4 separate regions of the Mus musculus genome follow, and regions 1, 3 and 4 are each linked to region 2. Evidence: chromatin loops called from intact Hi-C (ENCODE). Cell type or tissue: left cerebral cortex. All regions are shown on one strand.

The links. A loop is a pair of places that touch in the nucleus more often than their neighbours do. Peaks named below come from ENCODE experiments on the same cell type or tissue, not always from the same donor. Only the 100,000 strongest peaks of a DNase experiment are listed, where the experiment ranks them.
Region 1: it touches region 2 in a loop (4-fold over the local background); 37 of 42 quality-filtered maps call a loop at or near these places.
Region 3: a loop joins it to region 2, with 2.3 times the contacts of the local background. A loop is called at or near these places in 4 of 42 quality-filtered maps.
Region 4: it touches region 2 in a loop (2.5-fold over the local background); 4 of 42 quality-filtered maps call a loop at or near these places.

What each region holds. Positions count from the first base shown.
Region 1 is chrX:7,910,977-7,918,976 of GRCm38, reverse strand. No RefSeq gene overlaps it. Among named protein-coding and RNA genes, the nearest start is that of Pcsk1n, 4.8 kb to the left of the region's middle. In left cerebral cortex, CTCF peaks have their summits at 819 (motif pointing left) and 3,105 (motif pointing left); a DNase peak (open chromatin) is centred at 3,113.
Region 2 is chrX:8,013,534-8,021,533 of GRCm38, reverse strand. It overlaps Glod5 (glyoxalase domain containing 5), which reads left to right and starts at 3,042. Exons shown (of 4, transcript NM_027227.2): 1 at 3,042-3,117; 2 at 6,179-6,316. The coding sequence starts at 3,091. The region is part of intron 2 of Gm39488 (a long non-coding RNA gene); the gene reads right to left. In left cerebral cortex, CTCF peaks have their summits at 1,191 (motif pointing right) and 4,181 (motif pointing right); a DNase peak (open chromatin) is centred at 4,203.
Region 3 is chrX:7,943,458-7,951,457 of GRCm38, reverse strand. Hdac6 (histone deacetylase 6) reads left to right here and starts at 3,569. Exons shown (of 29, transcript NM_001130416.1): 1 at 3,569-3,808; 2 at 4,214-4,333; 3 at 4,427-4,555; 4 at 4,707-4,795; 5 at 6,660-6,744; 6 at 6,844-6,884; 7 at 7,721-7,817; 8 at 7,974-8,000. The coding sequence starts at 4,244. It overlaps Gm39488 (a long non-coding RNA gene), which reads right to left and starts at 3,313. Exons shown (of 4, transcript XR_878039.3): 1 at 2,851-3,313. It also overlaps the pseudogene Psmb6-ps. In left cerebral cortex, no CTCF peak of the experiment used is centred here; a DNase peak (open chromatin) is centred at 3,434; H3K4me3 peaks cover 1,676 bases; H3K27ac peaks cover 468 bases.
Region 4 is chrX:7,958,789-7,966,788 of GRCm38, reverse strand. Gata1 (GATA binding protein 1) reads left to right here. Exons shown (of 6, transcript NM_008089.2): 2 at 3,548-3,786; 3 at 4,241-4,618; 4 at 4,720-4,865; 5 at 6,081-6,206; 6 at 6,661-7,529. The coding sequence starts at 3,567. The coding sequence ends at 7,032. The region is part of intron 2 of Gm39488 (a long non-coding RNA gene); the gene reads right to left. It overlaps Gm52419 (a long non-coding RNA gene), which reads right to left and starts at 470. Exons shown (of 2, transcript XR_003953043.1): 1 at 369-470. In left cerebral cortex, no CTCF peak of the experiment used is centred here; no DNase peak of the experiment used is centred here.

The DNA.
Region 1 (8,000 bases), 100 kb after region 2:
CTTTTTTCCTTTGAACAGTTCTCTACATAGCCCCGTGGCTGTCCAAGAACTTACTATGTAATCTAGGCTAGCCTTGAATTGACAGAGATGTGCAGATCTGCCTCCTGAGGGCTGGGATTAAAGTCATAAAATGCTGTGCCCCACACAAAGCAGGCTCTAGACCAGCAAAAACACACAAATAGTTTAAGGCCAGCCTGTACAATGTAATGAGATCCTATCGCAAAATCAAAAGTGAAAAGGGGGATTTGAGTGGGTAGCTCCATCAAAGGGGTCTTGCCCAGCACGAATCCCCAGTGGGGCAAGAGGGAAGGGGGCTGGAGAGAGAAGCCCAAGCTCTGCGGTAAAGCATAAACACGAGTTCCATGCCACCACCATAGGAAGAGACAAAACGTCCCCAACCCAGGAATGGTTGGCACATTCCTGTAACCTTCCTTGGTACCAGGAGGCAGAGGCAGGAGGGTCATAAGTTTAAGGTCAGTTTGGGCCACACAGGGCGTTCAAGGATATCTAGCAGCTAGATAATGTCTCAATCAGGAGAGGTAGAGCGGGATAGAGATTATTCGTAGAGCACGTTCATGCTTGGAGTTCACCAAGAAAAATAGAAATAAAACAAATAAATAAACCATCAGCTGGGCGTGCTATCACTGGCCTTTAATCCCAGCACTCAGAAGGCAGAAGCAGGCAGATCTCTGCTGAGTTCCTGGTCAACCTGGTCTACATAGAAAGTTCCAAAGCTGGGCTGGAGAGATGGCACAGTGGGTAAGAGCACGGTCGTGAGTTCAATTTCCAGCAACCGCATGGTGGCTCACAACCACCCGTAATGAGATCTGATGCCCTCTACTGGTGCATCTGGAGACAGCTACAGTGTACTCACATATAAACAAACAAATAAATAAATGTATGTTAAAAGAAAGAAAGAAAGAAAGAAAGAAAGAAAGAAAGAAAGAAAGAAAGAAAGAAAGAAAGAAAGAAAGAAAGAAAGTTCGTTCCAAAGCAATCTGGGCTGCAAAGAGAAACCATGTTCTTAAAGAACAGCCAAACAACAACCACAAGAACCCAAAACACTGGAATGATCCATCAAAGACTGGGAATGTAGCTCACTAGTGAAGCATTTCTATAGCTGGATTTGAACATCAGCACCAAACCCAGAGGATTCTGATAAAATCAGTGTGTGTATCCCAAAGGGGGAAACCCTGGAGAGGGCAATGCTGACAGTGCGTCGTTCTGGATACAGAACCAGTGGTTGCTATATCTTCCTTTACTGGAAAATAAAGTTATGATTAGAACACGCTGCTGCAAAAATCTATATATTTTCATTGAGAATTAAAACTAAAAAAAATAAAGTGAAATTAAAACAACATATGATGACATGGCATAGATTAAATGTGAAGGAGAGCCAGGCATAGTGGCATACCCCTTTTATCCCAGCACTCAGGAGGTAGAAGCAGGAAGTTCTGTTAATTCAAGGCCAGCCTGGTCTACGTAGAGAGTTTCAGGTCAGCCAGTGCTACGCAGAGAGACCCTGTCTCAAAAACTAAAAACTAAAAACAAGTAAAATAAATAATAAAAGTGAAGCAAAGAGCCAGTCCACTGGTGCACTCCTGTAATTCCAGCACTTGGGGAGCTGAGGCTGGCGGATAGTGAGTTCCAGCACAGCCTAGAATGTATACAAGACCCTATCTAAAAGAAAAAAATGGGCAAAAGAAAGATGCACCTCTGTGGTCTAAGGCATAGATAGCTGATCTGTTGATTTGTCTGTATGTTCCCAGGATCACAGATGACAACACAATGCAAATCCTTTCCTGGCTACTTTTATGAAAGTCTGGCTTGGTCATACACAGCTGTAATACCAGCCCTTGGAAGGCCAAGGCAGAAGGACTGGTGCTGTTGCAAGTCTATGGCTAGTTAGATTTACATAAGAGCAAGGCCAGCCAGAACTGCATAGGAGACTCTGCCTCAAATCACATACAAAAAAAAAAGTGTATTTCTTTATGGACCTGAGGATTAAACACCAATATAACAGACACACACTTGAGATGGCTTCCATTTCCCCCACCTCTTGGTGTCCATGTCTTTTACTTATATAATCTAGTCCCATCGAGTGTATATGTGACTACAAGTAGCAGGTTATATGTAACAAACGTATATATTAACGATAAGATGAAATAACCCTTTGCTAAGGAGACTCCTAACTTGATAAGGCAAGCAGCCACTGGGGTATCTTGTTTTTTGTTTTTGTTGTTTGTCTGTTTTTTGAGACAGAGCTTCTCTGTTGTAGCCCTGGCTGCCCTGGAACTTGCTCTTTAGGACTTATGGCATCTTAAATAGCAAAGGTTACAAGCTCTCTGGCTGGACTATAGGAGCTAAGGCATAATGGGCTAAGGATTCCTTGGGCATCCAGTAGGAAACTGAAGCTCTCCTTTCTATATGTTTTATAATTCTAAAGACCTTGGAAGTGACTACTTTCCTGGTTGTGCCTCAGATGATACTGTAGTCCCAACCAATACTGTGACTCCACTTTGAGAGAATCTTAGTAGGAAACACAACTAAGTCAGCCCTGACTTCTCTTCCTCCCTTCCTCCCTCCCGCCCCCCATCCATCTCGGGAGGGGTGGGAATGGGGTCCAAGGCTTTGAACATATTAAGCAAATGCTTTCCTATTGAGCCCCAATTTCCCATCCCAGCCCTAAACCCTTACTTCTGACCTCCCTTCCCCGCCCCCCCCAAAAGACCCTGCCTATTTACTATTGTTTGTTGCTTCGTAGTCCTGGGGATGCAACCTAAGGTTTCTTCTCTGTCCTGACTACAAGTTGAGATTTGTAGTAATAGAAAACTAGTGTAAGATGGGTGGTGGCGCACACCTTCAATCCAAGCACTCAGGAGGCAGAGGCAGGCAGATCTTGAGTTCGAGGCCAGCCTGGTCTACAAAATGAATTCCAGGACAGTCATGACTACACAGAGAAACCCTGTCTCAAAAAACAAAGTAAAACAACCCCCCCCCCATCTACATACTGGAGCTAGAGAGAAGACTCCACATTTAGGAGCACTTGCTGCTCTTCTAGAGCACTCCCGTGGCTCAGAGCCCTTTGTATCTCCAATTCTAGGGAAGCTGCTGCCCTCTTCTGGCCCCCGCAGGCGCTGAATGCATGTTGTACACATAGATACATACATGCAGGCAAAACACTCATATACCTAAAATAAAAGTGACATATAAGCCAGCATTTGGGAGGCAGAGGCAGGCAGATTTTTTTAGTTTGAGGCCATCCTGGTCTACAGAGTGAGTTCCAAGACAGACAGACAGGGCTACACAGAGAAACCCTGTCTCAGAAAACCAAAGGGGGGGGGGGGAAGACATGAAAAATGTCTAGGATAAAGGAAATCTATAGACAGTTGATTTGTGGTAGTCTAATTTTTTAAAAAATTTTATTGAAATATTTAAAAATGATTTGAACACAGACATTTCATAAAACTTTGATGAAACAATTATATATTATAAAAATTGTGCCGGGCGTGGTGGTGCACAAAAAAACAAAAACAAAAACAAATTGTTTTGAAAGTGTTCTTTTTTGTTTTTTGTTTTTTTCAAGACAGGGTTTCTCTGAGTAGCCCTGGCTGTCCTAGAACTCACTTTGTAGACCAGGCTGGCCTCGAACTCAGAAATCCGCCTGCCTCTGCCTCCCGAGTATTGGGATTAAAGGCGTGTGCCACCACGCCTGGCTCAATAAATCATTTTTAAAAAATAATGTCCAAAATTTATAAACAACTCAATAAGCTAGAACAACTCAAAAAACCCAATTTAAAAAATAGTGTACAGCCGGGCGTGGGGCGCATGCCTTTAATCCCAGCACTTGGGAGGCAGAGGCAGGCAGATTTCTGAGTTCAAAGCCAGCCTGCTCTACAAAGTGAGTTCCAGGACAGCCAGGGCTGTCAAACAAACAAACAAACAAACAAACAAACAAACAAACAAACACTGCTCCCTCTGTCCAGCTACTTCCCCAAATAAAACCTTTCTTATATCCCTTAAACAATGAAACGTGTTCTTGCTATTCTCTCCAGGTTTGCCCTAAATTACCAAACTCAAGTAGTGCTTGTTTCTGGCCTAAATAGTTGGACGTACAAGTTAGCACACCATACCAGGTCACAATATTAAGTTACTGTGTTTCTGTATGCACGAGCAAGCACCCTGGAGATCACACTCAGATTTTCGAGGATACGAAACAAGCACTCTATCACTGAGCTGGGTCTTCAGTTTTATATTCTCAGCCTGAAATCATGGCTCACACCTGTAATTCCACAACCTGAGAAGCAGAGGCAGAAGAAGGCCTTTCTTTAGAAGAAGACCAGCCAGGGCTACATAGTTCCCGGCTAACTAGGGCTAGAGCAAAATGCTGCTTCCTTTCCAAACTGATACACATTATTTTGTGGTGCTAGAGAATCCAACCTAGGAGTCCCACTTGGTAGGCAAGCCCTCAGCACTGATAGACAATTATAATACAATCGCCAAATCCAGTTTTGTTTTGTTTTTGTTTTTTTTGTATTGTGGGGATCCAAACCTGGGGTCTCAAGTCAGTAAGATAAGCACCCTGCCACTGAGTTACACCTCTAAACCTCTAGCTGAATATTTTAAGAAAAAAAAAACAATAAATATATAATTAATGTATGAATTCTTGTAAAAATTATAGTTGACTATTCAAATTAGCATTATAAATAGCTCACAAAAGGAGGCACCTCACGTGTTCATGGGTAGATAAGTAAGGTTCAAACTTAAAGTAGATCTAGGAAAAGTTAGGGAACTTAACTTGACATAGAGCACTTGTTTAGTACTCTTGAGGCCCTGGACTCCATCTCCAACAGTGCAATAAAAAACGATGTCAAATGTTTCAGGGGCTTGGGATATAGCGCAGTTGATGGAGCGCTTGCCTACCACCCCCCGAACTCTGAACTCTTCTCTCCCTAGCACCACACAAATGGTTCTCCAGGGTGGTGTGTTCTGATCCCCAGATGCACTGTGATACCCAGGAGGTAGCGGCAGGAGGATCAGCACCACAAGGCCATCCATGGCTGCACAGGTCGCTAGAGGTCTGCCTGCCCTACAGGAGGTCTGTTTCAAAACACACACACACACACACACACACACACACGCACACGCACACGCACACGCACACGCACACGCACACACACACACGCACAGGAGCTCCAGAGTTCCAGAGATGGGCAATGGCAGTTGTTTTTCACAATGGGAACTTGTTTCATGCTTTTAGCTCAACTCTATGAAAAGCCACACTCTATGGTTGTGATTTTTTTTAAGATTTATTTATTTATTATATGTAAGTACACTGTAGCTGTCTTCAGACACTCCAGAAGAGGGCACCAGATCTTGTTAGGGATGGTTGTGAGCCACCATGTGGTTGCTGGGAATTGAACTCACGACCTTCAGAAGAGCAGTCAGTGCTCTTAACCGCTGAGCCATCTCTCCAGCTCCAAGAGATATTTCTTTTTTTAAAAAAATATTTATTTATTTATTATATGTAAGTACACTGAAGCTGTCTTCAGACACACCAGTCAGATCTCCTTACGGATGGTTGTGAGCCACCATGTGGTTGCTGGGACTTGAACTCAGGACCTTCAGAAGAGCAGTCGGGTGCTCTTACCCGCTGAGCCATCTCACCAGCCCCTATGGTTGTGATTTTTGTAAAATACATTTTTTTTGGTTGTGGTCTTTTGTTTCTTGGAATGCAACTCCTAAAATCCTTGGAATATTCAAAACAATGATTATCTTGTTATATGCTAATGAGTAAGCTGTTGACTGACCACCTTTAGGGTGGGGGCTGGGTGACTAGACACCAGATGGAACTGGAGAACTGGAACTTGGGGCTTACCTCCAACTTCTCTAGAGACTAGCTAAAGGTTATGTTTATGATCCATGGTTATAATGAATTGTATTCATAAACTGAGGCCCAAAAAAGACTGGATTCCAAGGGGTTATGCTTAGCTGGACACAGTAATTCCTTGAGTCTGGCACTCCTGGAGAGGGCATGAGATCTCTTTGTCCCCACCCTCATCCTATCCATCTCTTCATTTGGGTTTTAATCAGTATCTTTTGTAGCATCTAGTATAATACGTAGGCAAGCATAGGTAAAGTATTGCCCTAGCACTGTATTCAAACTGAGGAGGGCTTGGGGAGCCTGCTTCTAGCATGCTAACCAAATGTAAAGGTAAGGACTTCTGAGAGCTCACAAGAGAGTGCTGTCTGACGCTACCCTTCCCCCACGGAACCCCCTGCCATTGTGTGTGTGTGGGGCAATCAAACCCAAGGAAACCCCCCCAGGGCTTTGTAATTAACAAGGGAAGTGTGTGTGTGTGTGTGTGTGTGTGTGTGTGTGGTGGGGGTGGAGTCTAGGGCTGAGTACCCTGTACTCAGGATAGAACTGATTAGAAGACACCTACCTGGGAACTGGCAAAAGGCATCTGGCCCTAAGTGTTCTGTTCTGATTGATAAGGAGGAAGGAGTATAAGGATCCGAACTGGCCGGGCGTGGTGGCACACGCCTTTAGTCCCAGCACTTGGGAGGCAGAGGCAGGCGGATTTCTGAGTTCCAGGCCAGCCTGGTCTACAAAGTGAGTTCCAGGACAGCCAGGGCTATACAGAAAAAGGGCTGTCTCAAAAAAGCTGAACTGGGCTTTCCCTCTTACAGTCTCAGGATGATTAAAATGTTAACTTTCAGTCTATGTCAATCACTCAGATCTGGGGTGACACCAGCTAGAACCTTGGGACCTGCCTTAGTCTCGGGATCAGTAGGCTCATGACCTTGTCTGGTCATGTTACTATTCTTTTCTCCGTTCCTCTCCTCCCTCCCTCCTCTCCTGGTTTCTGTTGGGTTTTCCTGTGTGCAGCCCTCCAGAGCCTTTTCCTTGAGCATGTGTGTGGAGTGATTCTCACTCCAGAGACAAGTGATAGACCGCATTGCTCCTTCGGGATCCTCACACCTCTCTTTTTAACAACCATAACAAACTTTTTCCAGCTGGGCGGTGGTGGCGCACACCTTTAATCCCAGCACTTGGGAGGCAGAGGCAGGTGGATTTCTGAGTTCGAGGCCAGCCTGGTCTACAGAGTGAGTTCCAGGACAGCCAGGGCTACACAGAGAAAAACCCTGTCTGGAAACAAACTTTTTCTAAATATTAGTGCATACACAACACACATGTAGACATTAGAAGACAGCTTGTGGGAGCTGGTTCTGTTTTTCACTACATGGGTTCTGAGGCCTTGAACTTAAGTCTTCAGACTTGGTAGCAAGTCCCATTACTTGCTGCTCCATCTGGCCAGCCCCTTTACAGGCCTTCTTGTAAGATAGCAGATCTAGGCCACGCAGAGAGCCAGGGAGAACAAATGGGACGCGAGGGACGGAACCGAGACCAGAGGTTAAGGAAGGAAAGCCATGGAAGCTTCCGGAAGGAGTAAACTGAAAGAACGCCTCAGAAATCCTAGACAGAAGAGATGGCATAAAGGAGCTGGAGGAATTAGAGGTGAGGGGCTAGGGCATAGCTCGGTGGGGAAGTACTTGTCTGGTGTAAGGGTCTAGGTTTACTTAACTCTGGAGAGTCTATAGCTCTGACTGCTCTGAAACTGGCTATGGAGATCACTGGCCTCAGAGATCTGTCTACCTCTACCTAGTACATGCTGGAATAAAAGGTGTGTGCCACCATTTCTGGCCAGCACGTGATAGAGGCCTGATGCCCTGTGAGTCCAGCCCCTGAACCCAAAGGGCAAGCAAGTGCCTCTATGTCACTACCTGTGACCCCTCCACTATTTGCTGTTTCCCTTTAGTTGTATACATATACTGGTATTTTTCCACAGCTGTCACCAGCATTTCACAGGAGAAATCTGTGCAGCTGATCTGAGAGCTGGGGACATAGCTCAATTGGGAGAATGCTTACCTAACACACAGGAGGACCTGGGTTTGATTTTTGCACCATGTAAATAAGCAGAGCCTGATCATACAAA
Region 2 (8,000 bases):
TGACATACTTTCTCCAAGAAGGCCACACCCGATCTTTCTCAAATAGTGCCATTCCCCGATGACCAAGCATTCAAATAACCTATGAGGGCCATCCTTATTCAAACCACCACAGGTGAGCTTTGCTGGATAATTTTAAGTGTCATATTAGCTGGGATGAAAGATGCCCCAGTTAAACATCATTTCTGGGTGTGTTGAAGTCTATGCAGATGGCCCTCCATCTTTGTGAATGGCTTTGTCCAACTCACTGAGGGTCTGGTCTGAATAGAACAAAAAAACAGAAGAAGGGGGATATGCTCCTTCTGCCGGATGGCTGGAATGTTCTCTTAACCCTAATTGAACTTCTCTCATTGTCCTTCTGGCTGTCATAGGTCCCCAGCTTTCAGGTGGCTTACGGGATTTTTCAGCTTCCATAATAATATGAGCTAGTGCTTTTAAATAATTAGTATGTTGGTTCTGTTCCTCGGAAGTATCCTTAGTAACACACCCGACAGTTTTACATAAGTGCACGAAGCAGTGGACACAGGGCTTATAGGGCTGATGAGGAAACCCTGTGAAAGGCAAAAGATTTGTGGCACGGAGGTTATGTGCTTACTGCTCTTCCAGAGGACCCAAGTTCAGATCTCAACACCTATACGCCAGGCAGCTTGAAACTGCCTGTAACTCTGGCTCCAGGGGCTTTGACACCTTCTTCTAGTCTCCATGGGCACCTGCACACATGTGGCACATACACACACATATGCATACATTTAAAATTTAATTTAGAAAAAAAAGCCTAAAACTGAAGAGAAGCCTTAGTGGGGAAAATCTAATAAATACCCACCTATACGTCAGGTTTCTGTGAGCCAAAGACCATCCTAGGCAGCTACATAAAGAGACTCCATCTCAAAAAGAACAAAGAAGCACCATTCATAGTCAATGACTGTTGCTGAGTGCTGTGGAGGATGTTGGCTTCCTATTGGACACAGAGCATCCACTAAGTACAATGCACAATACAAGCGCTCTGTGTATCCACATGCAGAGTGAAGTGCCCTTTACAAGACAAGCAAAAGAAAGCCAGATGTGAGCACACACAGCCCACATGCTCATGAGCCCACAGGAAAGTATCTAAAACTAAACAGCTGGAACTGACTCCAATGAAAGCCACTTTTTAAAAAAGATTTATTTGTTTTACATATATGAATGCTGTCTGCATTACACCTGCATGCCAGAAGAGGGCATCCAAACTCATCACAGATGGTCATAAGCCACCATGTGGTTGCTGGGGATTGAACTCAGAACTTTTGGAAGAGCAGCCAGTGCTCTTAACCACTGAGACATCTCTCTAGCCCCCCTAAATAGTCACTTTGTGGATGGGGCAGGGATGACCTGTGTAGTCCCTAGAAGTAGGTGGCACTCACTTGCATCTTTATTTCCCATGCTGGTGATCAAGTCCAGAGCCTGGTACTGCCAGGGCAGTCTACTACTGAGTCATTGAGCTCCACTACATGCCCAGCCTTTTTGGAGATAGAGTTTCACTATAGAATTTACTCTGTCACCCAGGCTGGTCTGGAACTCACACTTCTGCCTTGGCTTCCCGGAGGCTGGAATTGCAGATCTGTGCTCCAGCCTGGCTCTACAAAACTTGCCCCCCCCCCGCCCCCCTGTGCTGGCAATTGAACCTGGAGCCAGGCAAACATGCTACTGCTAACGCTAAATGTCCCTAGCATTTTTTTTTTCCAGAGCTGAGGACCAAACCCAGGGCCTTGCACTTGCTAGGCAAGTGCTCTACAACTGAGCTAAATCCCCAACCCCTGCAATTTTTTAAAATTTTATTTTCAGAGATGATCTTAATGATTTGCCCAGGTTGTCTTGAATTTTTTTAAAACATTATTTTATGGGCAGACATATTTTGCTAGCATGTATGTCTTTGTACCACTTGGATGTACGCTGCCTGAGGAGGCCAGAAGAGGGAGTTGGATTCCTAGGGACTAGAGTTATAGCCCTCACCATGTTGGGGCTGAGGATTGAACTGTGGTCCTCTGGAAGCATAGCCAGAGCTCCTAAGCTTTAAGCCAGTACCCTGGCCTCAAATTTTTGCTCCTTTTGCTCCAGCCTTTTGAGTAGCTAGGATTATAGGCCTTGGAAATAATTTTTAAAGGAAAACCATATGTTTAATAACACCCAGGGCACCCAGGTATGTACCCAGAGGCAAAAATCTCAGACTCACCTAACCCTGGTCCTGATAGGTAACCCATAGATAGAAAGCTTGTGAAAGCGAAGCAAATAGTGGTGGGGTGGGGAGGGGACCAAGCGTGGATAGGAATTGTGAGGCTTCAAATACAGCGAGACCCCCTTTCAAAAAAAAAAAAATCTTAGCTCAGGACTAGAGAGATGGTTTAGCAGTTAAAAGCATCTGCTGCTCTTCTGGAGTACCTAGGTTTGATTCCCAATCTGCATGTGGTAGCTAGCGTACAACCAGTTGTCTGTAAGGCCAGTTCCAGGATATCCAATGCCATCTTCTATCCTCTGCAATCGGAAAGCATGAATGTAGTGCAGAGACATGAAAGCAGGCAAAACACCCATAGCCATTTAAAAGAATCCTCACTCAGCTGCAGACCCACAAGCAACTCTTTCAGACACTCCATCCTAGTCACACACTACAAGGTGGATCGGAGCTCTCTCATAGGGCACTGCTAGTCTCAACACTCTCGATGGGTGCTTTCCTGGTTTTCTGTGTTCTTATGGATGATTGCTTAGCAGGACGTGACACATCTGGCAGTTGACAGAGAAGGACCATTAGGGACCAATCTCAACAACTTATCAAGACCCTCAGCTCCTCAAAAGAGGAAGCACTTATATTTGTACTTTTATTCTCAAGGCTGGCAGTGTTTGGCTTGGTTTTGCACTGCTAGAAGTAGAACCCAGGGTTTCTTCAGCACTGTTGTACCACTAAGCTGTACCCCGAGTTTCAGTTAGTCTTCCTGCTTTTCACCTCCTGCCTCTGTCCACACCCAATGTCCTCAGCTAGCACCTCCCATTCCTGCCCCTTGATCTCCAGGCACAGAGCCAGCCTCAGCCCCAACCTACCTGCCTTCCAGTCTACCAGGAAAGATGTGTGATCCAACATCTGAAAGTCAGGTAAGTGTGGGGTCGTGGAGGCTTTGGGGCATGAGTATTGACCAGGCTGGGGGTACCCAACCTGGGTCTGCTGACTTGCTTTCCTTCTCAGGGACACCCTTGTGGCTTTAGCTTCCTTGGGCTTTTCTTAAAGATAACCAGAGGGCAGCAGAAGCCCTGCTTGGGCTTGTGGAGGGCTCGGGTTTAAGGGTTGGCCGCTCTCTCTGGGTGCTTCACTGGGGAGACAGTTCAGCTTCAGACACGTAGAGACACCCAAAGGTGGTTCCTGGAGAATGCCCATGAGGCACTCAGGACAGAGCTGTGTCAGAAGGGCCCCCGAGAAACAATGACCTTGAAGCTGGTCAAAAGACTCAGAGGCCCTGAAAGGCTGGAGGGAACCTTTAAGAGGACTCTGGAGCAGACCAAAGGAGGGAGGCCGTGCTGTCCAGGGCACTGACTACTCAGAGAAATGGATGAGCTTATTTTCTAGACCCTCAGCACTGGGGGTGCCCCAAAAGCAGTACTTCGGGGGAACCATGCAGATAGAAATGCAGATTGCAAAAGTAAAAATAAAAAATAAAAAATCCTAGCTGGGTGTGGTGGTGCACTCCTTTAATCCCAGCATTCAGGAGGCAGAGGCAGGCAGATTTCTGAGTTCGAGGCCAGCCTGGTGAGTTCCAGGACAGCCAGGGCTATACAGAGAAACGCTGTCTCGAAAAAAATAAAAAACAAATCAAATAAATAAATAATAATAAAATAAAATAGAAAATCCTGAAAGTCAGTGACCGGAACTGGGAAATGAACAGCTTTGCTTAAACCATTAAAATAAATAAGAGGGGAGAGATGAGCACAGAGATGGAAAGAGAAAGCAAATGTGCAATAAAAATCGGCTATGTTCAGGGCTGCTGCTTCAATCAGATTCAGAAAATACTAGTAATTTCTCTTTACACCATAGACACGAGGAGAAAAGCATAAAGTAGTTATATCAGGAACTAAACAGGGCGCTCATACAGATTCAACAAACATTTTCAACAGGACTATTTTTAATTCATGTGTATGTTAGTGCAGCTGCCTATAGTGGCCAGAAGAGGGCACCAAATCCCGTGGAGTCGGGGGTTACAAGCCTTTGTAAGCTGCCTAGCATGAGTACTAGGAATCAAATTCTGGTCCTTTGGGAAAGCTGTGAACACGGAGCCCCAAATAGGATTGGAAAACCTAAAACAAAATATACAGCTTTCTCTTCCAGGGGCCTGAATGCCCCTTAGTTACTTCTTTGGTTAGTTGGTTGGTTTAGGGTTTGGGAAACTGACTGTTTCCCAAGTAGATATCTGAATGGCTCGCATGCACAGACATTTTTCCTTTAAAACAATTAATTTTGTGCCAGGAGGTGGTGGCACAGGCCTTTAATTCCAGCACTAGGAAGGCAGAGGTAGGTGGATCTCTGAGTTTGAGGTCAGCCTGGTCTCCAAAGTCAGTGTGAACAGCCAGGACTGCACAGAGAAGTCCTGTCTCAAAAAAACCAGACAAACAAAACCCCCATTTTTTATGCTATGTGTATGAGTATCTTGCCTGCAATGAATACATGTGTACCACGTGTATGCAGTGATTGTAGGGGCCAGTACAGTTACAGACAGTTGTGGACCACCACGTGGGTGCAGGAAACCGAACCCAGGTCCAGCAATATACCCTCGTTCTGTAGTTTTACTTTGTTTTGGAGAAAAGGTCTCACCGCAGTGCTTAGTTGATCTTGAAACTCGTCATTCTCCTGCCTCAGCTTCTCAAGTGTTGAGATTACAGGGGCACAGCAGCACACTTGGCGTCATTTTTTTTTCCGAGACAGGGTTTCTCTGTGTAGACCTGGCTGCCCTGGAACTCACTTTGTAGACTCAGACATCTGCCTACCTCTGTCTCCGAGTGATGGGATTAAAGGTGTGCGCCACCACGCCCGGCTCTTCCTTTTCTTGTGACGTGCGTTTGGGTGTTTTGCCTGGATGTGTGTCTGTGCATGGATTCCCTGGAACTGCAGATACAGAGAGCTGTGAGCCACCATGTGGGCGCTGGGAAGTTGAACCCCAGTCCTTTTTGCAAGAGCAGTCAGAGCTCTCACCTCTGCATCGGCTCTCTAGCCCTACCCAGCCCACAGCTATAGCTGCAGATCAGAAAAGGAGGGAGCTGGGGGGTTGAGGGGTGCTCTGAATCTTGTCTTCACAAGAGATAAATTCCACTTTCCTAGTCTTCTCCTTTCTCTAGCAGGAGGAAAAGGAAGGGAACCCCAGCCCCTGACTAAAGCACTTTGTCACCTTCAGCCCCAAACCCATCAGCCTGAGACTGATGCACAGGAGGCAGGCCAGTTAGTTATTCTCTGGGCCCCTCTATTTTGCCTTCTGTAGGTTAATCCCACCGCTCCCAGTGCTGGAAAGTGCAAGCATTGTGGGAAGTTAAAAACGTGCCACCATGTCTGGCCTTAAATATTTACTTTAATTTGATTATTTTATGAGAATGGGAGTGTGTCGGTGTGCCTCCTGTATGCAGTATCCTAAGCGGCCAGGAGAGGGGAGAAGATCCCCCGGAGCTGGAGTTAGAGCAGCTAGTTGGGAGCTGTCACGTGGCTGCTGGGAATCGCACCCTGAAGCCAGTGCTCTTAACTCCTGAGCCATCTCTCCAGTCCCTATTTGATTGTTTCCCCCCACTTTTTCTTTAAAAAGAGATTTTATTTATTTAATGTATGTGAGTACACAGTAGCTGTCTTCAGACACCCCAGAAGAGGGCATCTGATCCCATTACAGATGGTTGTGAGCCACCATGTGGTTGCTGAGAATTGAACTCAGATCCTCTGGAAGAGCAGTCAGTGCTCTTAACCACTGAGACACCTCTCCAGCCCCTAGAGCAACAACTTTACAGAGATTTTTCTTGAAGGAGTTTTCCCCTTGGAATAAGGATGAGGAGGATCATGGCGCTTGGGCAGGTGATGGAAACGGAGAAGAACACTTGGAAGTGTCTGGTGGCAATTTGGCTTTTTCCGAGTTTTAAGGTTTGTTCCTTTGTTGTTGTTATTGTTGTTGCTGTTGTTTTTACATTTTAGTTATGGAGAAGCAGCAGCCAGATCCCTTCCCCGTGTCTTATCTGTAGACTTGACCACATTGTGATGACTGTAAAGAACATTGAAGACACCACCATGTTTTATTCCAAGATCCTGGGCATGGAGGTCACTACTTTCAAGGTAATCATGTCCCTATATTCAAAACTTCAAGTGCATTAAAGTGTGTGTGTGTTGTGTGTACATATATATATGTATATCCGCTGCATCTGCAGGTGTAGGCCAGAGCTCTGATTTAGCTAGACAGAAAGGCTAGGGAGCCCAAGGAGACTCCCGTCTCAGCCTTCCAGCACTGGGTTCAGAGTAGATGCTGCCGCACTGACGTTTTTACACAGGTTCTGGGAATCTGAACTCAGGTCCTCTTCCTGTGTTGCAAACATTTTACTAACTACGCCATCTCCCCAGCTTCCTCCATTAAAGTCTGATGACATTTTATGGCAAAGGATATCACTCAGCCAATAGATTGCCCTATACACACAACACCCTTGTTCATACCCCAGTACCCCGTAAACCAAGTATGCAGGTAACTGGAGAGATGGACACAAGAGAATGGAAAGTCCAAGATCATCCTTGGCTATTTAGCAAGATGGAGACCATCCTGGGATACAACATTGGCTATTTCTTTGCTTACTTGTTTTTTGAGACAGGGTTTTTTTCTGGATAGCCCTGGCTATCCTTAAGTTCTGAGACCTCCTGCCTCAACCTCCTAATGCTGGGATTAAAGGCATGTACAACTACTGCCTGGTGAGATACTGTCGTAAAAATAATTTATAATAATACTATAAATCTAATTAAAGGGCTGTGGATTTGTTGTTGCTTTATGACAGTTTCTTTGTATATAGCCCTGGCTGTCCTAGAACTTACTTTGTAGTAGACCAGTCTGGCCTCGAACTCACAGAGATTTGTTACCCTATACCTCCCAAGTGGGGGGAATACAGGCTTGACTGTACCACCACTGCCTGGCCCTGAGGGGACTTTTTTTTTTTTACACACAGGTGCTGTATTGAGTATTTGTGATTGATATTTGCCTAGCATGCATTAAATACTGAGCCTGGCCCAAAATGTTTTATTTTATTTTATTTTATTTTATTTATAAACTCCAAGCCCCCAGACACAGGAAATAGTAGAGAAAAGGTAAAAGGATCAATGGAAGAGATTTCAAAATACAAACAAGGAGACATTTGGAGAGAGGGTCAAAGCACCAGAGAACTAAAGCGAGAGGTCTTGTTAGTTCAAGGTCCCTGGTCTAAAAAAAAAAAAAAAGTACAAGAGAACTTTGCAGCCTTTATACACAAAGCGTTAACTATGTATTCAGCGTATCAACATTCAGATATGCCCTGTGGGAATTGTAGAACACCACACTGAAAAAGTGAATCTTAAGAGTTGGCCAAGAGATTAAAAAGTGGCTCATCTACAAAAGAAAAAGAAAGATGCAAATGTTAGGGTTCTTGAGTCCCACCAGAGGCCAGGAAACAATAGAACTATACTTTTAAGATTCTGGGAAAGCACTCCTGCCCCGCCTCCAGCTCTGCCTCAGCATCTCTCCATGTGGTCCCTACTCCCAGAACAAAAGCCGTTCCCAGCCTTAATCAGAGAAGCCTCTCCCTCCAAAGAAAGGCGATGAATACATTCAGGCTTCCTAAGATGCAGAGAATAACAACAGTGCGGAGCCCAGCCCTGCACAAGATATTCCACCACACACACACACACACACACACACACACACACACACACACACACACACACAAACACACACCGCCCCCCCCCCCCATCCCCACCAGGCTTGGGAATGTTGTGGGAAAAGGGA
Region 3 (8,000 bases), 70 kb after region 2:
AGAGAAGAAGAAAAAAGATTGATACAAATAACTGTCCTCTAAGTACCCAAGAATAGAAACGTAACCATTTAGAGAGGGGCAAAGAAAGCCTTACAGGCCTGCCTACAGCCTGATCTTACGGAGGCATTTTCTTTGCTTTTTGTAATTTTGCTAGTTATGATAGATAATGTAAATATTTTTAGAGAGAGAGGGTTGTCAAGGGGGTCATAACCCGCAGGTTGAGAAGTACTGTTTTAAGTTGCTGAACTAGAGAGATAGATGCCTTCAGTGCTTGAGTCCCAGCACCCACATCTAAAGGCTCACAAACACTTCTCACTCCACCTCCTGGAGGATCCAGTGTCCTTTCTTGCCTCCTTAGGCATACACACAGGCAAAATCCATGAAGTATGCTGGGCATGGTGGCACATGCCTTTAATCCAGCACTTGGGAGGCGGAGGCAGAGGCAGAGGCAGAGGCAGAGGCAGAGGCAGAGACACATGCATCTCCGTAAGTTGGAGGCCAGTCTGGTCTACATAGTTAGTTCCAGTACAGGTGGGACTGCATGGAGAGACCCTGTCTCAACAAATAAGTAAACAAGTAGCAGAGGAAGATGGCGGCCGCCTTAGCTGTTCGTGGAGCGGGATCTGCAGTGGTCTTTGGGCCTGAGGCTCTCACCCCAGACTGGGAAAACTGAGAAGTCTCCACAGGGACCATGATCATGGCTTTGTAATTTAATGGAGGCGTGGTTCTAGGAGCAGACTCCAGAATAACACTGGGTTTTACATCGCCAATCGAGTGACTGACAAGCTGACCCCTATTTATGATTACATCTGCTGCTGCTCAGGCTCAGCAGCTGATACCGGAGCAGTAGCAGATGCTGTCAGTTACCAGCTTGGTTTCCACAGTATTGAACTGAACAATTCTCCACTAGTACACATGGCTGCCAGGCTCTTTAAGGAGATGTGTTACCGGTGCAGAGAAGATCTGATGGCAGGAATCATCATTGTAGGCTGGGACCCTCAAGAAGGAGGGCAGGTGTCCTCTGTACCCATGAAGGGTATGATGGTAAGACAATCTTTTGCCACCGGAGCCTCCGGAAGCTCATACATCTATGACTATGTTGGTGCTATCCATCCTGAAGGCACGACCAAGGACGAATGTCTGCAGTTCACTGCCAATGCTCTCTCTTTGGCTAGAAAACACGAAGGCTCCAGTGGAGGAGTTATCCGCTTGGCAACCATTCAAGGATCAGGGGTAGAGCGGCAGGTGCTTTGAGGAGACCAGATCCCCAAGTTTACCACTGCCACTTTGTCACCTCCCTGAAGCCTAGATGCAAAAGCTAATAAACAGTGTTAAAGAAAAAAATAAGTAAACAAATATAATTTTTAAAACAAATGGTTGGCTGGGTGGTGGTGGCGCATGCCTTTAACCCCAGCACTTGGGAGGGAGAGGCAGGCAGATTTCTGAGTTCGAGGCCAGCCTGGTCTACAAAGTGAGTTCCAGGACAGCCAGGGATATACAGAAAAACCCTGTCTCAAAAACAAACAAACAAACAACAAAAAATACCAAACAAACAAACAAAAAACCCCAAATGGTTGTTAAGCTGGGCAGTGCTGGCACATTCCTTTAATCCCAGCACTTGAGAGGCAGAGGCAGGTGAATTTCTGAGTTCGAGGCCAGCCTGGTCTATAAAGTGAGTTCCAGGACAGCCAGGGATATACAAAGAAACCCTGTCTCAAAAAAAAAAAAAAAAAAAAAAAAAAAAAAAAAAAAACCAACCAACCAAACAAACAAAAAAACCAAATGGTTATTAAGCTGGGCAGTGCTGGCACATTCCTTTAATCCCAGCACTCGGGAGGCAGAGGCAGGTGGATTTCTGAGTTCAAGGCCAGCCTGGTCTACAGAGTGAGTTCCAGGACAGCCAGGGCTACACAGAGAAACCCTGTCTCGAAAATCCAAAAAGAAAAACCAAAACAAACAAAAAACCCAAATGACTGTTGCTGTTTTGTTTGTTTGTTTAAGAAAGATTAACTGGGCACAGTGTTGCCCAGCTGCTCAGAAAGCTGAGACATGAAGATCCCTTGAGGCCAGAAGTTCTAAGCAGCCTGGACATGAAAGCAAGGTCATTTTTAAAAGAAAGGAAGTGTATCATAAAGATTAGATGTGGATGCAAAGCCTAAGCTATTTGCAATCTTAGCTTTTATAAGGTTTACTGAGCCCCGTTGTGCAGGAACCGTCTCTATTGTTCGGCTGGCGGGCATCACCATCCTAGAATGTTTTTAGGTATTATTATTATTTTCTTTAGTGTGTGTAGATTTAGATAGCCCGTGCTGAGAACATGTTCTGTGCTGAGAACATGGAGGACTGAAACTGGCATTTGCAAGAGGTTCAGAGGGTCTGGCTGCTGGAGTATGGAACTGTCAATCTATTTGCTAGTCAGTGATGCAGAACTCCAGATGGATTCTTTCTGGTCTCTGCCAACAGGTCCTTAGGAAACGATGTCCTTGACATGGGGAGATCAGGACAACTCGGCCACCTGTGGGATTTATACTTAGAAGGGATGGCCATCTCAAAGAGTCACAGGGACAATTTTCCTTCCTCGGTCCACCACATGCTGTAAGTTTGATGACTCGGTGGAGGGGGACAGGTAGGCTGAGCTCCCATTCAGGAGACACTGTCCTTCGAAAGTCCATTCTGGCCTTGGTACTAGCATCTCAATTTTCCAGGTAAGGAAACAGGACAGAACTGTGACCTGTCCAAGATCTAAATCTAAGTCCCCGTGTGTGTAGTCTACAGAGCAGCTTTACAATGCAAACTACCTCACGAAAGTCGGGCTTTCTGACATAGTGAGCAGCCCCACCCCTGCCTCACCTCGTAGAGACTCCTTCCAGTCCCCATTTCCGCTGCAGAACATTAATAGCTAACATTTGGGGATGCTTCTTGAATACCATCGCAGTGGCCACCAGCTCAGAAACTTATCAGCATTTACTATCACGCTCATTTTGGCTGCCACCAGCCAAAGTCTATTATTAGCGTTTATCTCCAACTAGTCACCCGCAGGCGCGAGTTACGTCAACGCCAAAAGCAGCTCGGGAATCTAGCTTCTTTGATTTGTTCTCGAATCACTGCACAACACAACTGATGTGGATCCGTAGGTCTCCTAGGATGACTAGCCTGGACTTGAGACTGGCAGCCATAGCCAGTCAGAACGACCGCAGCGGCGAATGCGGGGGTGGGGTGTGCGTGCGTGTGTGTGGGGAGGGGTGGTAGCGCTAGGGGCAGATCCGGGTCTCGAACTAGGGAGTAGCACCCCACGCAGGCGCAGTATGATCAGTTTCCATGGCCAAGCTCGCGAGAGGTGTGGTTTGCGCCTGAAGCGTTGTGGGCGGACTGAATCCATGTTGGGGGCTGGACGTGGGCGGGCAAATGAAAAAGCTCAGCCCAATGGAAAAGAAGGGATCAGGTGCCCGGGGCCACACAGGTCGCCGGGAATTTGGCGGCGTGAGCCTAGGGCGGAGTTTGAAAAGGAGGCAGAGCTCAGTGAGTAGGGACGGAAGGATTGGCCAGCGTCGGTGGCTGGGCGGGAGATGGGCGGAGGCTTGGAAGGGGCTGAGGGAGCCTGGTTAAACGGTAGGCGTCTGGGAAGGGGGTGGGGTCTGAAGGATTCTGATCGAAAGGGGCAGTCCTCGGAGCAGCGGGGCACGGGGAAAGCTCGGGGCGAGATCTGCGCGAGTGGAAGGCGCTGGTTCGGCCCTGCAGGAGGTGGAGTTGAGTGAGTCTTTAAAGGTGCTGCCGAGGCCGCGGCAGCCCGGTCTGGCGGACTAGAAAGGTGGGTGATTTTTCTGGGGAAATAGGCTGAAGCGGGCAGGTTGCAGAAGCCAAGCGTTCCGGGCGCAGATTAGAGGTATGAAAGGATGTGGGAAGTGGATGGGGGGGGGGCGGTGATTGGGTAGGGCAGGCCTAAGAAGAGCCTGATTGAGCCTGGGGTTACCTCGTTTAGTGAATAGGCAAAATGAGGAAAGAGAATCGGATAAAAGCAGCGAGGTCCAGGGGGACCGGACAGGACCAGGTTTCCTCTAGCAGAAGATGGCCTGGGGGGTGGGGGCGGTTTAGAAGGCTCGGGAATGGACCCGGTGAAGGCTGCGATCTAGACTAGGGGGCGGGGCCGAGGAAGGGACAGGGATGTGGGGTCCTCTGGACACTCCAGCTGCCTCACCAACTACACCTTTGCTAGAGCCTTTCCAGGAGCTGAGGCTCTTCAGCCATGACCTCCACCGGCCAAGATTCTTCTACTAGACAGCGAAAGAGTAGGCACAATCCCCAGTCACCCCTTCAGGAATCCAGCGCCACCTTGGTGAGGCCCCAGACCTGCCCTGATGGGGGGGGGGGGTGGAGGGTGAAGCCAGCCAGCCATGTCCAGACTCTGATTTTTCTGTCTGATTGGCAGAAGCGTGGTGGAAAGAAGTGTGCTGTACCCCACTCCAGCCCCAATCTAGCGGAGGTAAAGAAGAAAGGCAAAATGAAGAAGCTGAGCCAACCAGCTGAAGAGGACCTAGTTGTGGGGCTTCAAGGGCTGGTGAGAGAGACCTGGCTGCAACTTGGCCTTCTTTACCAAACAAAACAGTGATTCCCCCCCCTCCCCCCCCCCATCCAGGACCGATGGTATGAAGTGTTTTCTCTGATTGTAGTCCAGAGTGAATCTGGGTTTCTTTTCTTTGCCCCTGCAGGATCTGAACCCTGAGACAAGAGTGCCAGTTGGTACTGGATTGGTGTTTGATGAACAACTAAATGACTTCCATTGCCTTTGGGATGACAGGTGGGTGAGGCTGGCACCTCCAAATGATCCCCAAACTAGAACATTTCCACAAGTGCCCCTTTCTTCTCACAAACAAGAGTGAATTTTTGCTGCTTCTAGCCTGTAGTCTGGAAGCAGGTGATTTAGGGAGATGGGGATCATTCTTGAAAGATTTCTCTGTTAAGCCAATAAACAGTTATCAAGAGTCTCCTGTGTGCCGAGACTTAGTGATAGATGTGAGCAATAGAAAAGTCCCTTCTCCGCTGGCCGGTGAGTGTGCAGGGAGATCATTAAACCCCCAACAGCGGTATAAACTGTTCAATGAAGACCAAATGACTGGGCACTCCAGGTCTCTGTAGCCTAGGCAGCCTGGAACTCACTATGTAGTCTATGTCAGCCTCAAACCTTTGATAAGCCTCCTGTCTTAGCCTCTCGAGTGCTCAGATTTCCCAAACGAGCCACTACACTTGGCTAGACGTTAGATTGTTAGAGGGTCCTCGCCTAACTAGCAGGAGCCGTCCTTGAGAAGGAGACATGTATGCTGAAAAAACCTCTTATTTGCGCTCTACTTCTTAAAGAAATCTGTTTATTCTTTTTGGCCCTATCTTTAAAATAGATTCGCTATCTGACTTCTTCCCCCTGGTCCCCTGCTTCCAGCCTTCGCATTAAAGCCTAAAAAATACATTTGAGATGACGTTTCCTTCCTTTCTTAAAATACTTCAAGGCCAGAACTTTGCTCTTAAGGTAAAGTCGGCATTCTTTAGACTGGCCTCTAAGGTTGCACAGGATTTGGCCTTTGTGACCTGTTCAGCCAGGCCTCTCCTCACGAGCTCCAGGTCACTTAACGCACGCTGGCCACCTTCTCGTCTTTCAGTGTGCCAGTCACCCTCTCGCCTTGGGTCTTTACCCTTGACTGATTCCTCTTTGAACTTTCACAACTATGGAGACTCACAGAAGCCTTTGACTGGCCACTACCTCTCTCACATCTGTTCTTAGCTATTTTACTAGCCTCTGCCATTGTCTGTTAATCATTACACTGATATTTGCAAATATAGTAGCCGTCTTCCCCCATCCCGACCTAAAACTAACTCATGATGTCAAGAGGCTTTCTTTATGGTACATTTGTTGAGGCTATAGCCGTAAACAAAGCTGCCTTCAAAAGTAACCAAGAGGTGACCTCTCCAGTGTTAGAGTGGAGGAGCTCAGGTGGGAGGGAGAGTGAGGTTTGACTGGAAGGGGTGCTTCCCTTTGGAATACAATAGCTAGGGGGTATTGCTAACATTTGAGCAAAGATACAGAGGGTTGGAGGAGGCTAAAGGACTGAGCCGTGAGTCATCACTGAAAAGACTTCCAGGCGTGAGAGACCGTTGAAGTCCTCAGGCCTAGCTGAAGACAATGTGGTTTCGTTGAAGAGCAAGGAACACATTGCAGGGAAACAAGGTGAAAGAGGAGGGGTGTGGTAAGAAAGACAGAGTCAGAATAGGGATGGGAACAGATTCGGGTTTTCTTAGGCCCTTCTCGGTGTGATGAGAAGTTTGGCTTCTACCGGGAACATAGTCGGAGCTACAAAAGGGTTTTGAGTAGTAGAATTCTAACCACTGGCTGGCTCAGTATACAGGAGGGGCTGTTGGGGGAATAAGTATAGAAGCAGAGAGGGGTTCTCATAAAGATGATGGAGCAGACAGCTCAGACTGGAGGTTCCAACAGCGTGAATGGTAGCGGAGAAAACAAGTATAAAGACTTCAGAAATGACAAAGAAAGGCTGATGTTGCCGGTAAGGGGTGAGCAGCTATGGGGGTGAGGGGCGGAGATGGGACAAGAGCAGACATGCTCCCTAGCACTTTTGCCTATCTGTGTGTATGCGTGATTCCATCCACTCCTGCAGCTTCCCTGAAAGCCCTGAGCGGCTCCATGCCATCAGAGAGCAACTGATCCTGGAGGGCCTCCTGGGCCGCTGTGTGTCCTTTCAGGTGACTCCTCCACAGCCTTCGGATGGTGGGTGCGGGCCTGCGAGGACCTAGGCCTGGCCTGGCTTCTAGCCCCCCTTTTTTTTCCTTGTGCCTCCCCAGGCCCGGTTCGCTGAGAAGGAGGAGCTGATGTTGGTTCACAGGTGAAAACTTAGGAGCTTGGTAGGGTGGGGAGGAGGATACCCAGGCTCAACCAGGACAGACTGAAGGAATCCCATAGACTCTGTGGCCAGCCTTGGGCACGTCCCTGAGCCTCTCTGAATATGTTATTGCTTTAAACAAAAAACAAAAAACAAAAACAAAAAAAAAACACAAACCCCTAAGTTCCAGACAAGTATGATGGTACATGTCATCACTTGGGACATGAAGACAAGCGAATCAGGAAATCAAGACAGCCTCAGCGACATAGCAGGTTTAACTTGGGTTTATGAGACCCTGTCTGAAAAAGCCAATCCCGAAAGAAAAAGAAATCTTAAGTCCTTCAGGAGGGTCAGTGTGTGTATCAGGTACCTGACAGCATCTTAAGCCTGTGAAGGGCTCGTGTTATTATAATCTGGTTCGTTAACTGATGGCAGATACTTGCCAGAATGATCAGAATGAGTCCTGGGGGAGTCTAGAAACTCAAAGGAAGAGGCCTGGTACAATGTGGCTCACAGAATAACTAGCCTCGCAGAGAGAATATCTGAGCTGAGTTCCAAGAGGCAAAAAGGTGGGTGAGTCCAGCAAAGAGAAGGGCAGAGGAAAGGGAGAATCAACAGAACTCTTAACTATCTAGTCAGAGGCCTAGAATTTCAAGTTAATGGCTGTCTCGAGGAACTAAATATATAACTAGAGATGGGAGAGGCTAGAGAAGAAAAAGGGACTACAGCCTGCACCCCAGCTGAACCCCCTAGGTTGACTATGGAGGCCCGACTTAATGCGAGGTCTGTCTGCGGAGGGACCAGGGCTGTAAAATCTTTCCTCTATCTTGTGTCCCCAGCCTGGAATACATTGATCTGATGGAGACAACCCAGTACATGAATGAAGGGGAGCTTCGAGTACTGGCAGAAACCTATGATTCAGTGTATCTGCATCCGGTATGGATGAGAACTGTGGGGTCAGGGTGTGGCAGCAAGTCTTGGGTGTCTACCGTATCCATGCCAACCTCACTGTGGGAATGAAGAGCTAAATAGTTAGGGCCATGCTTTCTCTCTCTCTCTAACTCTTTCTCTCTGGTTTTCCACGGTCCCCAGAACTCATATTCCTGTGCCTGCCTGGCT
Region 4 (8,000 bases), 55 kb after region 2:
TCAAATTCAGAAATGCGCCTGCCTCTGCCTCCTGAGTGCTGGGTTTAAAGGTGTGCGCCACCACGCCCGGCTCATTTCGAACCTTTAAAGTACATCTCTAACATGGCAGCTGACTGTCAAACTTTACCTCTGGTTTCCTAAATTCATCTGTTTTCCTAACCTACTTCCAAACCCCAAACAGATCTCTGAACTTGGGTCAGAGAAGTCGAGCCAATTTTTTCCTTCCCTTAAACTCCACAGCCATATACCCAGACTTCTGACTCTCAAACTCTACCTCTAACCTCCTAACTACCACATCTGCTCCCCAGGTCCTGCCTCTGCTCCAATGGCCCCACGTAGCCTTGCTGAGGGCTGGGTAGGGCAGTTACCTGGGGTGAGGGGCTGGGCCCGGGAGAGCAGGTGCAGCTGCTGTGCCTCCTGGTTAGAGCAGCACTTTCTCTACTGAGGCAGCTGATAAGGACTTCTCACATCCCCCAGCCTGGAGATAAACTTTATCTCTGTCCGGAGGGTGATAACTGAGGTGGGGGGTGGGCCCTTGATTCAGGAGGGGTGGGTAGCTCTGCACCCACCAAAGGTGAGAAGTCCAGGCCCTGAGGCCTGAGGGGGAATCGGAGGGTGGGTGAGGGGATGAGGAATTGGTGACAGGAAGCCAACCTCACACAGTGAGAGAAGAGATACAAAAAGAGAACTGGAGCCAGGCAGTGGTGGTGCACGCCTTTAATCCCAGCACTTGGGAGGCAGAGGCAGGCGGATTTCTGAGTTCGAGGCCAGCCTGGTCTACAGAGTGAGTTCCAGGACAGCCAGGACTACACAAAGAAACCCTGACTCGAAAAACCAAAAAAGAAAAAGAAAAAAGAAAAGAAAAAGAAAACTGGGAGCAAGAGACAGAGACACTGAGAGAGAAAGCAAGAGGCATAAAACATGCAAAGATGAAACAGTCTTTGGGGGGGAGAGAAAAGAAAAGGAAGGAAGGAAGGAAGGAAGGAAGGAAGGAAGAAAGAAAGAAAGAAAGAAAGAAAGAAAGAAAGAAAGAAAGAAAGAAAGAAAGCAAGCAAGCAAGCTGATCACATGAGAAGGAAGAGGAGAGTCATGGGCAGAAAACAAGGAGGCGAAGGCAGAGACAGAAAGGCAAGAAGGAAAAATAGACAGGAAGAATGAATCATGGAAAGAGAGACAGAATTAGAGAGAGAGGAAAGAGGGGAAAGGTGAGCTGAGAGTCGAGAGAGAGAGCAGCCACTGCCCAAATAGGTGGAGATTCTGAGCTCAAGAAGGGGATGGTAGACAGAGTCAGGAGTGTCTTATCCCCAGCATGGTCCCCAAGCCTGGGCTCAGCCTTTTCCGATCTACCCATGGGTAGAGAAGATGGTATTCTCCCATCCCCCTACAAGTAGAGCCATCAGCCCATCAGGGAAGAGACACGGTCTTTGACTCCTTTTCCCTGCCGCCGAGCTGTGTGTAGTAAGGCACATTGAGGATATAAGAATAGTAAGAATTCATGGCTCAGAAAAAGAACTAGGAGGAAGAGGCACTGGGAGTCAGAGGGAGATACAGACTTGGAAAGACTGAGAGATATCCAGGAATACATAGTCTAGAAGAAATACATAGTCTAGGAGAAAGCAAGAGCGGAAACACAGAAGGCAAGCTGAGAAAGACACAAAGACATAAACAAATATAAAGAAAGATGGGAAGATATTAGAGAAACATAGACATGGACGGCCAAAGAAGGCAGTGGGACACACACACACAATTTCATAAAAGCACAGGAAGAGAGGGCAAGATACACCCTAGAAGTCTAGGGAGAGAGCTCCAAGGATAAATTACTTGTTGAATAAGGATCTAATGTGTAGAACCCATACTGACATGGTAGCAGGCACATCAGCACAGTTTTAGGGAAATGGGAGATGGAGAAGACTCACTGGAGGCTCACAGGCCTGTCCTGGTACACACGGTGGAAAAATATGAGACCCTCTTTAAAAAGGAAGTGGATGGTAAGGACCAACACCCATGTTTGTCCACTGACCTCCAGATAGATAGATAGATAGATAGATAGATAGATAGATAGATAGATAGATAGATAGATAGACAGACTGACTGACTGACTGACTGACTGACTGACTGACTGACTGATTGACTGCAGAAGCACATAAAGATAAAATCTTTGTTTTCAAAGGTAAAGCACAGAAAGGTAGGAGAAACACAGAAACACAGTCAGCCCTGAAAGGAAATGGAGGGAGAGACCCAAGGAGACAGAGCTATAGAAAAAGCCATGCAGTGTAGACAGAGGGAAAGGATCGGTGCTCAGCTCTTCAGGTATCACCTCCAATAGAACAGATGGGGAAACTGAGGTCTGGGAGTGGTGAGACTCAAAGGTTCCTGAAAACAGACCCTTGTCCCCACCCACCTGTTACTCTTCTCAGAGGAAGCCAGTAGCTTTGGGGTGATTTCAAAAGTTGGGCGGGGATGGCAGAGATAAGCAGTGTGGGGGCAGGAGTACTGACCCCCCCCCCATAGAACAGGGAGGAACTAACGGGGCCCACAGTCTGCAGACACAAGTGAAGTGGGGGAGGGGATAAAGCCGGAAACCACGGGGTTTCTGAGAAAGTCAGATGGCAAGATACAACAGATAGGGATGAAGTTGGGGAGCACAGAAGGGTGAACCCCAAACTCCTATGGGAGCTGTCAAGGGGTCCAAGGGATCTTGGTCCTGCATTCTGCCTCTGCAGAAGGAAAGAAAGGAAGGGGAAGAGAGAATAAAAAGAGGAAATGGAGGAGGCCTTGAAGAATGGGAGAAAGAGAAGCAAAGGCTTGCCGGAGGAGGAGAAAGAGGAAGGTTAGAAGGAAAGTAAAGGAGGAAGGAAAGAGGAGACACAGAAAGAGGAAGAGAAATATGGTACATGAAAAGGAGGGACAGGAGGAAAGAGGTGCGAGGGAAGGGACCAACAGAGAAAGGAAGGGAATACAAGACAGTGGAAAGAGGAAAAGGGGAAGAAAAGAGGGAAGAAGGAAGACCTGGAGAGACCTGGAGATGAGGAAGATGGGAGGAGGGATAGGAGAGGAAGAAGAGGGACTCAGAGGCAGCAAACTGATGGAGTAGTAGAGGTATGACAGACAAGAGGCAACAGGAGGATGGGGAGAGATCAGAGGAAGATGGGAGAAAGGGACAAAGGATGATGGAAGAAGACAAGAGACATGACAGCCTAGGGAGGGATGGAAGGGAAGGGGAGAAAAATAATCTGAGAGCCCAAAAGGAGACACACAGAGTCTCAGTGACAGATTCGGAGAAAGAGAAAAAAAAGGAGGGAAGAGCCAGGCGGTGGTGGCGCACGCCTTTAATCCCAGCACTTGGGAGGTGGAGGCAGGCAGATTTCTGAGTTTGAGGCCAGCCTGGTCTACAGAGTGAGTTCCAGGACAGCCAGGGCTACACAGAGAAACCCTGTCTCGAAAAAAAAGAAAGAAAGAAAAAAGAAAAGAAAAGAAAAGAAAAGAAAAGAAAAGAAAGGAGGGAAGAGAATGTTTCTGTGTCTCACAACCCTTTCTGTCCTCACAGGTTCAACCCCAGTGTTCCCATGGATTTTCCTGGTCTAGGGGCCCTGGGGACCTCAGAACCCTTGCCCCAGTTTGTGGATTCTGCCCTGGTGTCCTCACCATCAGATTCCACAGGTTTCTTTTCCTCTGGGCCAGAGGGTTTGGATGCAGCATCTTCTTCCACTTCCCCAAATGCAGCCACGGCCGCAGCATCAGCACTGGCCTACTACAGAGAAGCTGAGGCCTACAGACACTCCCCAGGTAACTGTTGGGTGGCTGCCTTGGCACTGGCTGGAAGCTGTCAGGGTTGCCATAGAGATGGTTAGCTAGTTCACAGTTCTGTGAGGTCATCTTGGAAAGAGTTAGAAGCTCTGTGGATAGGTGTACCGCCCCATTTGTACCAATCCTCGTCTCTGTCTGCCATACTGTAGTGAGCACACGGAGAAGCCAGGCTGGAAGTGTGTACGAAGCTGTCTTATTTGTCACTTGACCTGCAGCCTCTTGGTCTCAATATCAAAAAGGGATGGAGGGGATCGTCCTTGCTATAGTGACCAGAGGGACATAGAACTCCGAAGTCACCCAAGCAGCAAGAGACTATTGTAGGAAGACCAGAAAACTAGCCACCATGTTGGGACAGACGAACACCATTTCACTGTAAAAGTAGGACTACCTAAGGTTTGCTGTTCTTTCCTTTTCCTCTCTACCCCTTCAACAGTCTTTCAGGTGTATCCACTGCTCAACAGTATGGAGGGAATTCCTGGGGGCTCACCTTATGCTAGCTGGGCCTATGGCAAGACGGCACTCTACCCTGCCTCAACTGTGTGCCCCAGCCATGAGGATGCCCCTTCCCAGGCCCTGGAAGACCAGGAAGGGAAGAGCAACAACACGTTCTTGGACACCTTGAAGACGGAGCGGCTGAGTCCAGACCTCCTGACGCTGGGGACTGCACTGCCTGCATCGCTCCCTGTCACCGGCAGTGCTTACGGGGGAGCTGACTTTCCCAGTCCTTTCTTCTCTCCCACTGGGAGCCCTCTCAGCTCAGCAGCCTATTCTTCCCCCAAGTTTCATGGAAGCCTGCCATTGGCCCCTTGTGGTGAGGCTTTCAAAAAGGGACCAGGAGGTTGAGTTGGGCTAGGTGGCTCAAGACATAGCTAAGCTGACCGAGCCTTGCTTCCTTTTCTCTCCATCTACCAGAGGCCAGAGAGTGTGTGAACTGTGGAGCAACGGCTACTCCACTGTGGCGGAGGGACAGGACAGGTCACTACCTGTGCAATGCCTGTGGCTTGTATCACAAGATGAATGGTCAGAACCGGCCTCTCATCCGGCCCAAGAAGCGAATGGTAAGTAAGACCACAGGTTGGCCTGATAGGACTGGAGACTTGTTCCTGCCCAAGACAAGAACCCATGTTCTCCCATCCTACAAGAACCCCATCCAATGCCGGGCAGTGGTGGTGCATGCCTTTAATCCCAGCACTTGGGAGGCAGAGGCAGGTGGATTTCTGAGTTCAAGGCCAGCCTGGTCTACAGAGTGAGCTCCAGGACAGCCGAGGCTACACAGAGAAACCCTGTCTCGAAAAACCAAAAAAATTTAAAAAAGACTTATTTAAGAACGCCACCTGGGCTGGTGAGATGGCTCAGTGGGTAAGAGCACCCGACTGCTCTTCCGAAGGTCCGGAGTTCAAATCCCAGCAACCACATGGTGGCTCACAACCATCCGTAACAAGATCTGACTCCCTCTTCTGGTGTGTCTGAAGACAGCTACAGTGTACTTACATATAATAAATAAATAAATCTTAAAAAAAAAAAAAAAAAGAACGCCACCCAACTCATACTGGTCCCGGCACTATTATACTTGCCCTCTTCCTTATCCTTTCCCCATAGGGACCATCCATCCCTTTCCCATGCAGGAACCCCGCTACCTACCTAGAACTCCCATCCAAGGCCAGGAATTTTTACAGCTTCCCAAGGGATTCTTGTGTTTGTTTTGTTTTGTTGTCTGATTTATTGATTGATAGATTTGGTTTGTTTTTTGTTTGAAATGGGGCTTTGCTATATAGCCCTGGGTGGCCTGGAGCTATGTATACGATACTGGTTTTTAATTTGCTATGGTCCTCCTGTCTCTGTCTCTTGAGTGCCAGGGTTACACCCCTGTCTTCCTCCAAGACATTCTGATATGTGGTCAAAGTCTAAAACTAGAGATAGAAGAAGTCTTGCATAGCTATAGAAAAGAAACTCCTTGCTGGGCAGTGGTAGTGCATGCCTTTAATCCCAGAACTGGAGACAGAGGCAGGTGGATCTCTTGTGAGCTCAAGGCCAGCCTGGTCTACAGAGAAAATTCCAGGAAAGCCAGGCTACACAGTGAAAGCCTGTCTTGACAGATAAATACACAGATACATAGATACATAGATGAATAAACTTCTTATCCCAGATAGGAAGCCTTTCCTTAATAGGACTCTCATCCCTTAAGCTCTTTTCTCAGGCCCTGTAAGGCCCTGTCCCCGAATCCTACCTCTCCCCTACCCCCAGCACTAATCTCCTGTCCTTTTATTCCTCAGATTGTCAGCAAACGGGCAGGCACCCAATGCACTAACTGTCAAACGACCACTACAACACTCTGGCGGAGGAATGCCAGCGGAGATCCGGTATGCAATGCCTGCGGCCTCTATTTCAAGCTCCATCAGGTATGCTATCCTCCATGTTGCTTCCTGTCCTCCAAGCACACTCCCGGCTCCTCATCCAGCCCTCATCTACCTTGAGCTGTCTTCCTCTGCCTTTGCTTCCTCCCTCTTTGCTCCTCTTTCTCTTCTCAGAAGTTGTGTACTTGCGCCTCCTTGCCCAATTTCCACGGCTTCCACCTCAAGCCTCCTTCCATCTGTCCTCTCTTTCCTCCTTGCCACCTCCCGTGATTTGAGTCTTGGCTACCTCTTACCAGTGTAGGAGGATATTCTGAGCTGAGATCAGGGCCACACACAAGCACAGGTCTCACCTCCCTAGCACACCCTGGGTATATTACTCTAGCCATTGAACTAATTCCCCATTCTTAACAAAGTGGTGTTAAGAGACTGTCCCTAGCCCAGCTACATCAGCACAAAGGGCTGGAGCTGGTAACCCCTGTGGTGGTCTCCGTTTCTACAGGTGAACCGCCCACTGACCATGAGGAAAGATGGAATCCAGACGAGGAACCGCAAGGCATCTGGCAAAGGGAAAAAGAAGCGGGGGTCGAATCTGGCTGGAGCGGGAGCGGCTGAAGGACCAGCTGGTGGCTTCATGGTGGTAGCTGGTAGCAGCAGTAGTGGGAATTGTGGGGAGGTGGCCTCAGGCTTGGCACTGGGCACTGCAGGTACTGCCCACCTCTATCAGGGCCTAGGACCTGTGGTACTGTCAGGGCCTGTCAGCCATCTTATGCCTTTTCCTGGACCTCTGCTGGGATCGCCTACAACCTCCTTCCCCACCGGTCCTGCACCTACCACCAGCAGCACCAGCGTGATCGCCCCACTCAGTTCTTGAAGGTACACAGAATAGCCTTGACCTTGTGGCAGAGGAGACCCCCCCTTTTTTTGGAGACAGGATCTTCTGTAGCTATGTAGCTATGAACTATGTAGATAAGGGTGACCCCACATTTCCCATTCTCCTGCCTCTACCTCCCGAGTACTGAGATTCAGGCATGTATTGCTATGCCTGACATTTTCCTTCCTTTCAGTTTTGTTTTGTGGGGTTTGTTGTTGTTGTTTTGAGACAGGGTTTCACTATGCAGCCTAGGCTGGCTTTGAATTCCTTATGTAGTCCAGACTAAGCTCCAGCTTGAGATCCTTGTGCCTCAGTTCCTGAGTGCTGGGATTACAGGCATGTGCTACCGTGCCCGTTTCTCCCTCCTCTTAGAGCCACTGGCCTTTACAGCCCAACCATCTCCTTGCCCTGCACCCTTAAAGATTTTGTAAAATAAAACCACCTGGAGACATGCGCTGGTATTTGGTTAAATAAATGTCAGTGTCAAGTGGAGCATGGAGCGGTGTCTATGGTTCTTTGATGACAATATCCGAATGACACACATGACTACTGGATGAGGTTGCAGGTATAATATGTCACAACTGAAACTCATGATGCACCAACGGAACTGTGTATCTGAAGCCTTGTGGACGGCATCCAGGTGGCCCCATATGTCATCGTAAGATGCTGGATGACTGATTACTTGTGGATGAGGTGGCGGGAGATGGCAGGGTGTCATCAAGTTGCAGGTAAAACAGCATGTGGAGCTGTGCGTGCAATAACAGGTGAGGAGACATGGAAGGCTGTAAAGGTGTGCTTGTGCATGACTGGGCTATCGTTGACACAGTGTGACGACACATAAACTGGACATTTTTGAAACACTGAGCAAGAACTGAAGTGTAGGATTGTCCTGAAATCAAGGCCATTGAGGGCTACAAAGCAAATGATATACATATAGTGGAGAGAGAGAGAGAGAGAGAGAGAGAGAG